Linked DNA regions of Homo sapiens: region 1 is linked to region 2. The links are chromatin contacts, found by Hi-C or POLR2A ChIA-PET in ENCODE. All regions are on one chromosome and are shown on one strand. The core of a region is the stretch at or near the end of the contact, and the rest is flanking DNA. Distances in the headings are between cores, read along the strand shown. Region 1 overlaps LOC105376352 (a long non-coding RNA gene). Region 2 holds the start of PFKP (phosphofructokinase, platelet).

Region 1 (4,332 bases), core at 923-3,422, 88 kb before region 2:
AAAAGTGCTGGAGGCTGGGCTTGATGGTTCATGTCTATGATACCCATGCTTTGGGAGGCTGGGGTGGGAGGGTCCCTTGAGGCCAGGAGCTCGAGACCAAGCTGGGCAACATATGAAGACCCTGTCTCTACAAAAAACAATTTTAAAAATTATCTACAGATGGTAATGTTTGCCTATAGTCCTAGCTACTCGGGAGGCTGAGACAGGAGGATTGCTTGAGCCCAGGAGGTCAAGGCTGCAGTGATCCATGATTGCACCACTGCACTCCAGACTGGGAAACAGAGTGAGATCCTGTCTTAAAAAAAAAAGAAAAAGAAAGAAAGAAAGAAAGAAAGAAAGAAAGAAAGAAAGAAAGAAAGAAAGAAAGAAAGAAAGAAAGAAAGAAAGAAAGAAGAAAGAAAAGAAAAGAAAAAAAGTGCAGGAGCCCATAGCCTTCCTCCCTGTCGACTAGGGCGCCTCTTTGCCTGGTCCACCAAGGGCCAGGGTGCGGTTACCGCACTGCAGCCAGGGAGGACTGTGAGGACCATGAAGACTGTGAGGACCGTGACGAACTCACACTTCGGTCACAGTCTCAGCAGGCTCCCTAGAAGGATGAGCTTCAGGCCTGCTTCTGCTCTCCAGCAACTTCAGAGGGAAACGTCTTCCAGGTGGAATAAAGAACCCAGGAAAAATGGAGAGGAAACATAGCCCCAGAAATTAATATCCACTGACCTAACAAAGGTTTCAAATGGTGTTTAAGGACCAAAACCAGGTGCCGTGATTTCACACCGTGATTGGTGTCCATTACAGTGAGAACACACCTCATGGCCTCTTTGTTCTCTAAATGCATAAAATATGAATGTTCATTTGAGCTCTTAAGAAGATTGCCTTTATAAGAAAACAGAAAGACAAAATAAAAGAAGGAAGTGAGGAAGGAGGGAGGGAAAGAAAAAAGGGAGAGAAAATCAGGGAAAACAACAACAAAAAAATGGACATTATCGCAGAGGAGCATTTGAGTTTCTCTCTCCCTCTCTCTCTCCTCTTGAACTGGAGGAGCCTTAAGTCAGTCAAACGCTTCCCTCTAGTGTCTGAAATGCTGAATACAGATTTCATTCTCTGAAAACAATGAACAAATCCTTGTAAATTCAGTCTTATGGTACCTGCAGACTCCAATCTACCTTTTAAACTATAATCAAGAAAAAAATTTCAAAAGTAAAATAATTATCCAGTCTTGATTTTCTCCTTACAAATTATGGATTATTCTGGTTTGGTTTTTTTTTTCTGGAAAAGTCATTTAAATCCCAGGGCTGTAAGAAAACTAGGAAAGAAAACTGAATTTTCACAAATCTGATCAATACAGCTTGCATTTAATACAATGATACATTTCTATAACATTTCTGAGAAATTTTAAAATTAAAAATCCTGGCTCTCTTCTTTATCTGGTAGGTTGGTTGTTACAGTTTGGTTTTTTTTTTTCTTACAATTTTAGCTAGAATTCTCACTTCTCACTTTGAGCCACAATTGGTATATCTTGATTGTTACTGTCTCTGGAATAATTAAAAGTAAAAGTTCAGGGCTGGGTGTGGTGGCTGACTCCTGTAATCTCAGCACTTTGAGAGGCCGAGGCAGGTGGGTTGATTGAGGCCCAGGAGTTGGAGACCAGCCTGGTCAACATGGCGAAACCCCGTCTCTACTAAAAATACAAACATGAGCCGGGTGTGGTGGCGCCCACCTGTGGTCCCAGCTGCTCAGAAGGCTGAGACACGAGAATCACTTGAACCTGGGAGGTGGAGGTTGCAGTGAACCAAGATGGCGCCACTGCCCTCCAGCCTGGGCAACAGAGCGAGACTCTGCCTCAAAAAAGAAAAAGAAACCAAAAATGTAAGCATTCAATCTGAAAGCAGCAAAGCAGGGTAAATATTAAACCACTTCAGACATTTCTGCCTTTCAATATAGAAGTTGATCTACATTCCAGAACAATACATATTAAATAAGCCATCACAATCAGTACCTCTGCAATCAATATTGCATATTTATCACAAACATTTCTCCAAAGAGGAGAAAACAAACATGTTAGCATTGGTAAATGTTACTGTCGGAGAAAGGAGACTCAAGCCCTCAGCAAGGCGGGGGCAGCTGCCCAGGGGAACAGGAATTGGGGACAGGCTGGACATTTCCAAGCGTCCAGTAGTTCCTGGCCAGCTTCCTTCTTGACTGGAGACTCTCTGAGCTGCAGTTTGGCCCCACACATTGCAGAACTCCTTTAACAGGCTATGGCAGAAACGGAAGACAAGTGTTGCGAAAATAATCGCATGCTTCAGATGTTTTGTTCTCAGACCAAACTGAGGGGCAGGCGGCTATTTCTCTCAGCCCAATAATGAGATGCAGATGAACTGGGGAGGAAGAGAGATTTTATTTTCTGCCACCGGTTACAGGGAGAAGACCTGGAAATTATTGCCAGACAAACTCAAAATTACAAAGTTTTCCAGAGCTTATCTACCTTCTAAGCATTCATCTAAAGACACAGATGATAAACTTCTTCTAGTCTATAACTAATATCTGAGTCCTGAAGACCTTCCTCTCGAGCCTCAGTAAGTTTACTTCACCAAATGGTCCAGGTTCCGGGGTGATTACCCTTATCTTGTCTCCTGCTAAATCATGGAGGTTTGGGCAGTTCCTTCAGGCCCCAATAAAACTTGTTTAATCCTAAATGGGCCCTGTTAAGAATTCCTTCATTATTTTGTCATGCTTTAAGGCCCAGGAAAGGCCTACTGAAACTGTTGTTACGGAGGCCTGCATTAGTGAGACCTGGCCTGCCACAATTTCATATGATTCTTTTTTAGCATGGAAAATTCTGGAAACTGTTCTGACATCCTCTGGTTTGTGGAAAGTCCAGCACAGAGCAAGACAACTTGCAGAGTATTGGGGCTTGTCTTTTATCTTCAAAGGGAACACTGAAACAATAATACTTACATCTGAGTTCCTCCTATGGGCTAGGGGCTGTTGTAACTTCATCACATGTGTTTGTTTGTTTGATGTTCACAGCAAAGGATGTTGTTGGCATGATCACGTTCCCTGTGTCACAGAGAGGAACCTGAGGCACAGACAGAAAAATCAGTTTGCCCAGATTCGCACAGCCAGTGAGTGACTAAGGGAGCATTCCGAGGAGAAAGAAAAACATACTTGAATGAAAGCAGTTGCTTGAGGGGAACCTTGGTCTACTTTTTTTTTTTTTTTTTTCTGAGATGGAGTCTTGCTCTGTCACCCAGGCTGCAGTACAATGGCGCGATCTCAGCTTACTGCAACCTCCGCCTCCTGGGTTCAAGCGATTCTCCTGCCTCAGCCTCCTGAGTAGCTGCGATTACAGGCACGTGCCATCGTGCCTGGCTATTTTTGTATTTTTAGTAGACGTGGGGTTTCACCATGTTGGTCAGGCTAGTCTCAAACTCCTGACCTTGTGATCTACCCATCTCAGCCTCCCAAAGTGCTGGGATTACAGACATGAGCCACTGCGTCCAGCCTGGTCTACTTTTAATATTGTTTTATTACTCGTATTTAAAGGAGTATTTTTCCTCCTCCGCCAATACACTGACTTATGTGAGTAGTCAACTCTTCTGAGCCATGCAACCCCGCTGTTTAAATGACTCGCGGCTTTGTCACTCCCAAATCCTACAGTAAAATGTATCTGGTGGAGAAATGAACAGACTTGTCTCCTTAAATGAGTGTGGAGAACAGAATGAGTTAAAGGAAAACAAAACAATAAAGCATTCATGTATTTAAAAGATCTGGCCGAATAGTTTGCTAACCTAAAGAAAATGATTCAGAGGCTGGGCATGGGGGCTCATGCCTGTAATCCCAGCACTTGGGAGGCTGAGGTGGGAGGATTTCTTGAGCCCAGGATTTCAACACCAGCCTGGGCCACATAGTGAGACCTCATCTGTACAAAAAACAAAAAATAAAAAACTAGCCAGGCGTGATAGCATGCAACTGTTGCCCCGGCTACTCAGGAGGCTAGACGGGGAGATTTGCTTGAGCCTGGGTGGTCAAGGTTTGTGGTGAGTCGTGGTCACCCCACTGTCTGGGTGACAAAGCAAAAAAAAAAAAAAAAAGAAAGAAAATGACTCAGCAGCATTCGATCAAACTGAGAAACATAATTGAATCCTGCCCAGTGTCCCGTGTCCATCGCTAGGTCCTCTACTGTGGGACCAGTGCGTGATAAGTGAAGAGTCTTTCAACTCTCTCCAAAAGCCGAGGCACCAGAGGGCACAGCGCAGAGCAGGCAGGAAGCCCCTGAACAGTGATTGGCGCTGGAGGTCCACGATTCATTCACAAGGCGTTGCAGGGCAGCGGGAT
Region 2 (4,537 bases), core at 1-2,500:
TGAGCACTGAAGGAACCCGGGTCCCATAAGCCCGTGCTTCTATGGGGGCTGCCCCCTCTCCCATCGCAGGGTAACTGGCACCAGGCTGTTAAGCTGTGGATGGGCAACCGCACAGTGCATTGGATGTGAGTATTTCAGTACGTGGAGCTGGCCAGTGGAGCCGGCCGAGGTCAGGCAGAGCGTACAGCAGCGCGCGTGTCCGTGGGGAGGGAGGGTCCTCCCGCCTCCCCGCCTCCCCGCCAGGCCAGTCCTGTTGCGCCTCCTCCTGCCCCACTCTGACTTTCCAGCGCCCAGGCCGGGGCGCCGCCAGGGCGTCTCTGAGGGTCGCGCCCCGATACCTTCCTCCACCCCACGGCTTCTTCCCCCCAAGGGCGGGGCTGGGGGCCCAGGAGCACCACAGCCCCCATGGGCCCGGGAAATGGCAGCTTCGTCATGGCCCAGCCCGCCACGCTCACCTTTTCCCACCACCTGGAGGATCCACTCTCCGTCCGTCCTTCCCGACCTCAGGCTGCAGAGGAAACCTGGGGGCGGGGGTCGAGGAAGCCGAGCCCCGAGGCTCCCAGCGCCGCCCCAGGAGGAATCTTGCGGGCCACTAGAAGCTGTGCGCGCGGCCGGGCTCGGCCCCCACAACGGCCCGAGCGGCCGGGCCTGCCGCGAGCCTCCGCGTCCAGGTGGGGTCTCCGCGCCCCCATTCCACCCCTCCCCGCCATCGGCGCTCCCCGCAACTGCGGGGTTTCCACCCGCCCCGGCGCTCGCGCCCACTCACGGTCTCCCTCGCCCCCCCGGGAGATGCTCCCGGCGTTCTATCCCGCCCCGCCCTGGCGCGCCCCGCAAACGATGTGACCCCGGCCCCCTGCGGTCTCCCCTCCTCCGGACGCTGCCCCTGCCCCACCTGTGGCGCTCCCGTCATCTCTAGAGCCCCCAACCAGAGTCCTCCAGCCCACCCGCGAGGCTCGCGCACCTGCGATGCGGCCCCACTAGCAGGGACCCGCCCACCTGTGGCGCTACCCCTGCCTCTGCCGCCTCCCGCACCGCTAGCGCGGCCCCCACCTACGACGACCCCCGCGTAGATGCTCCTGCCCACACCCGCCCCAGCCCCGGCCCCTGCCCCTAGCCGCGCCCGCGCCCCCTCCCCCGCAGCCCCTCCCATACGCTCGGGCCCCGCCCGTCACCGCCCATTGGCGCTGGGGCCGGGCGGGGGCGCGGGCGGGGCGGCGGTTCCGAGTCAGGCGCGCGCGGGCAGGGTCCCCATTGCCTGCTGCGCACCCGGACGTGCGGCTCCCCTCGGCCTCCTCGCCATGGACGCGGACGACTCCCGGGCCCCCAAGGGCTCCTTGCGGAAGTTCCTGGAGCACCTCTCCGGGGCCGGCAAGGCCATCGGCGTGCTGACCAGCGGCGGGGATGCTCAAGGTGCGCGCCCCCCTCCCGGCGGCGAGGGAGGGACGGACGGACGGAGCTGGGGAGAACCGGGCGAAGGCGATGGGGTGACCGGAGAGAAGAGGGGGGAAGCGATGGGGGGGACCCGGGGAAAGGTGGCGAAGCGATGGGGAGAACCGGGGAGAAGAGCGGGGAAGCGATGGGGAGAACCGGGAAGAAGCCCGCGCCCGGAAGCGGCAGGGGTACCTGCGGGGCGGCATGAGCCGGCGAGGCAGCCCCGGGGTCCTTGCCCGGTGGGGCGGGGGAGGAAGGGACATGGCGGTAGGAACCTCCATCCGGAAGATCAGTGAGTTTTCCACCTTCGGTTTTGTTTTAAATGGAACCTGGCAGAGGGAGTCGCCTGAAGCGCCCTCGGGGGTCGTTCTGCCTCTGAGCTGTAGGACGGGGCCGGGCGTCCCCTCCGAAGCGTGGGTACAGCGCGATCACTTCCTAAGTGCCCCCCCGCCCCCCAACTCCGCCGCACGCCACCCCCTAGAATGTCGAGGAAGAAACGGCTGGGTCCCCGCGCGCCTCCTGTCGCCTCGTGCCCTGCGCGGCGTGGGCGGGGTCCTGGCTGCTGCAATGCGGGACGCGGCGGGGGTGCGCGGGGTTCCCGCCTGGCGTCTCCAGGGCGGTCCGGCAGCCCCTCGCGTTTCCGCTGGGAGATTTTTAAAAAGGGTTTCCTGCGCTCGCATGTGCTGTCGCCTTCCGGCTCGTGACAAAAACGAAAACCAAAATGGGTCCCAGGCCCTCCCCGCCAGCCTCCGCAGACGGGAAGGATCAGGAAGCGGGGACTCCGGGATGTCAGCGGCGCCGCGGCGCGGGCTCCGGGCTTCCCTGCCCTGCAATGTGGAAGCTGCTCTCTAGGAGGGGCCCGAGGCTGGGCCCACGGACGCGGGCGCGCCGGGAGGATATTTAACATTGAAGAGCGGAAGGTGGCGGAGACTCGGCGCGCCCCAGGCCCCGGGTGCACGTGGGGGCGCCGGTGCCCGGATGATGGAGTGTCCCGATCCGTGCAATCCCTGGCGGGTAGATCGGCGCTTCCCAGGCGAACGCAACCTGGGAGCCTTAGCGATCGCGCAGGCTGGAGACGCGGCGCGCCCCGAGCTGGGTTTTGATTTTTGTTTTCCCGGTTCCTCCTGCCGCAGATGCGTGGAAAGGCCCGGATGGCGGATTTCCTCCCGTTTCGGGGCCGCGCACTGCACAGGGTTGGAGCGGGGATGCACCCCCTGCCCACTGCGCGGGTGACCTTCCCTTCGCCCTTGAGCGCGCGGGGCGGGCGCGGGTGCCGCAGGTTGAGGCGCTGTGGGCGCCGCCCCGCCCGCCACGAGCGCCTACGTGATGCCCGGCCCGTCGTCTCCACGAGCCCCGGCCCCGACACCCGTGCGCCGCGCGCTCCCCAGGCCCGCAGCGCAGCCTCCCCAGGCCCAGCGCCCCCCGCGGGAGACCCGGGTGGCAGCGCCAGGCCCCGCCCCGCAGCCCGCCCTGCAGCGCCCCCGGGAAGTGCTCTGGCGTTAGCATTCCAGTAAAAGGACCCCAGCATCAACGTTCTTCCTGCAGGGCTGGGTTCTCAGAGAAAGAAAACGTGATGCAGCAGAGGATGGGATTGAAGAAACAGGAGAGTGAAGTGGAAATAGCCTGGCCCGCGTGACTTAAACCGGCCCGGAGATGTGCGGGTACGAATGGAGCCGCCTTGGGGTCGGGATAGGACCCAGAGTGGCTTCTCAGTCAAAGGCCTTCAGAAGCAGAGGGAGCACCTTGAGTGACCTTACCTGGGCCGCGAAAGACAAGAAACCTTTGGCACAGGAAGAGGAACTGATCTCTGGAAGCCACCAGGGCGGGTGGAAAGTCAGGGTTTCAAGGTTATTTTGGAATTTAGGTGCTGTGGGCCTTGTACGGTGGCTCATGCTTGTCATCCCAGTGCTTTGGGAGGCCGAGGCAGGAGGCTCGCTTGAGCCGAGGAGTTCCAGAGCATCCTGGGCAACATAGTGAGACTCTGTGTCTACAAAAAAAAAGAAAGAAAAAAAATTAAGATACTGCATGTATTGGAAAATATTTATGGGTCATTCCTTTGAGCTCCATGTCCAAAAGCTTGCTAAAATGCGCGGGAGTTTGTGTACAGGCATGTGAGATTAGGATACATTGGCAGAATCGCGGTGTTCTCTGTTACCCTGGTTTTGCCACCTGGGAGGAGTTAGACATATTGAAGGTTAGTAAGTCCACGCCTCTTCTTTTCTGGGGAAAATGATACTTTGGAAACCAATATTATGTGGGGAACGCGGCTTGGTTGCTGCAACCTCGGGTTAATAGGAGACAGCTGCCCTCAGCTCTGCAGGTGGCATCAAATATGGTGGCCTCGAGCCCACATGGGTCACACCTGGGCTGTCCCTGGGGAAGCCCGCCATGGCGGGTCGCCTGGGCACTCTTTCCCTGGCAGAGCTGAAGTCACAATTTTTTTGTAGACTCTGTAAAGAGCTTTACCCTTCGGTGATACGATCTTGAACCTGTTGGAGCATTTGGACGCATTTCTTTTAAGGAAGTTCACCTCCAGATGTACTCAGAGGGCCTGGTCTTAGCTGCCACAGATTTACAAACCCTTACAGTAAGTAGGTTATTCCTCGAGAATATCTCAGTGTCCCCATTCTTTTACCATTTTATTCTGATTCTATGTTAGTACTTGATTTTCCCTGACATAGAAGACTATTGCTTGTAGCTAGAGATGAGAGAACATATTCACATTCACGTATTAATTTCAGGGGAATTTTCTGTCAGATGTGAAATTATGGTAAAATTCCGTATATTAAGATGATCATAGCTACCATTTGTTGAAAACATTTTGTATTCTAAGAGCTTTACACTTCTTATCTCCAAGCCTAAATACATGATCCCAAGAGAGGCGTGTCCTCATTTTGGAAGTGGGGAGAAAGACTCAGAAAGAAAAGTAAGTTAGGTAAGGGCATGAGGTGCATACGTGATTGTGATAGGAGCAAAACAGATCTTAATTCCAAATATTGTACTCTCCCGTAGACCACGAAGAGTACTTATGTCTGGCTGTGTCACCCAGGCCAGAGTGTAGTGGTGCCATCATAGCTCACTGCAGCCTCAAACTCCTGGGCTCAAG

The links. Hi-C counts contacts between places; a loop is a spot of excess contacts on that map. ChIA-PET counts read pairs that join two places held with the same protein, here RNA polymerase II (POLR2A). Pooled maps may share reads with other maps.
Region 1: a loop to region 2 is called in a pooled map, with 2.8 times the contacts of the local background. The contact joins the enhancer-like site here to the promoter of PFKP in region 2. A Hi-C loop is called at or near these places in 1 of 37 single-sample maps with no recorded cell type and 2 of 50 pooled maps. POLR2A ChIA-PET finds 5 or more read pairs at or near these places in 3 of 52 experiments (H1 and activated CD4-positive, alpha-beta T cell).

What each region holds. Positions count from the first base shown.
Region 1 is chr10:2,977,237-2,981,568 of GRCh38, forward strand. The region is part of intron 2 of LOC105376352 (a long non-coding RNA gene); the gene reads right to left. Among named protein-coding and RNA genes, the nearest start is that of PFKP-DT, 88 kb to the right of the region's middle. Within about 2 kb of position 2,173, at least 2 of the 41 ENCODE cell types and tissues checked have a DNase peak (open chromatin) inside an H3K27ac peak, as active enhancers do.
Region 2 is chr10:3,066,298-3,070,834 of GRCh38, forward strand. It overlaps PFKP (phosphofructokinase, platelet), which reads left to right and starts at 1,251. Exons shown (of 22, transcript NM_002627.5): 1 at 1,251-1,410. The coding sequence starts at 1,299. It overlaps LOC124902536 (wiskott-Aldrich syndrome protein family member 1-like), which reads left to right and starts at 273. Exons shown (of 1, transcript XM_047426132.1): 1 at 273-1,051. The coding sequence starts at 406. The coding sequence ends at 843. It overlaps PFKP-DT (PFKP divergent transcript), which reads right to left and starts at 636. Exons shown (of 4, transcript NR_160681.1): 1 at 456-636. RefSeq lists silencers at 980-1,079, 1,090-1,489, 1,910-2,089, 2,503-2,683, 2,770-2,969 and an enhancer at 2,290-2,359.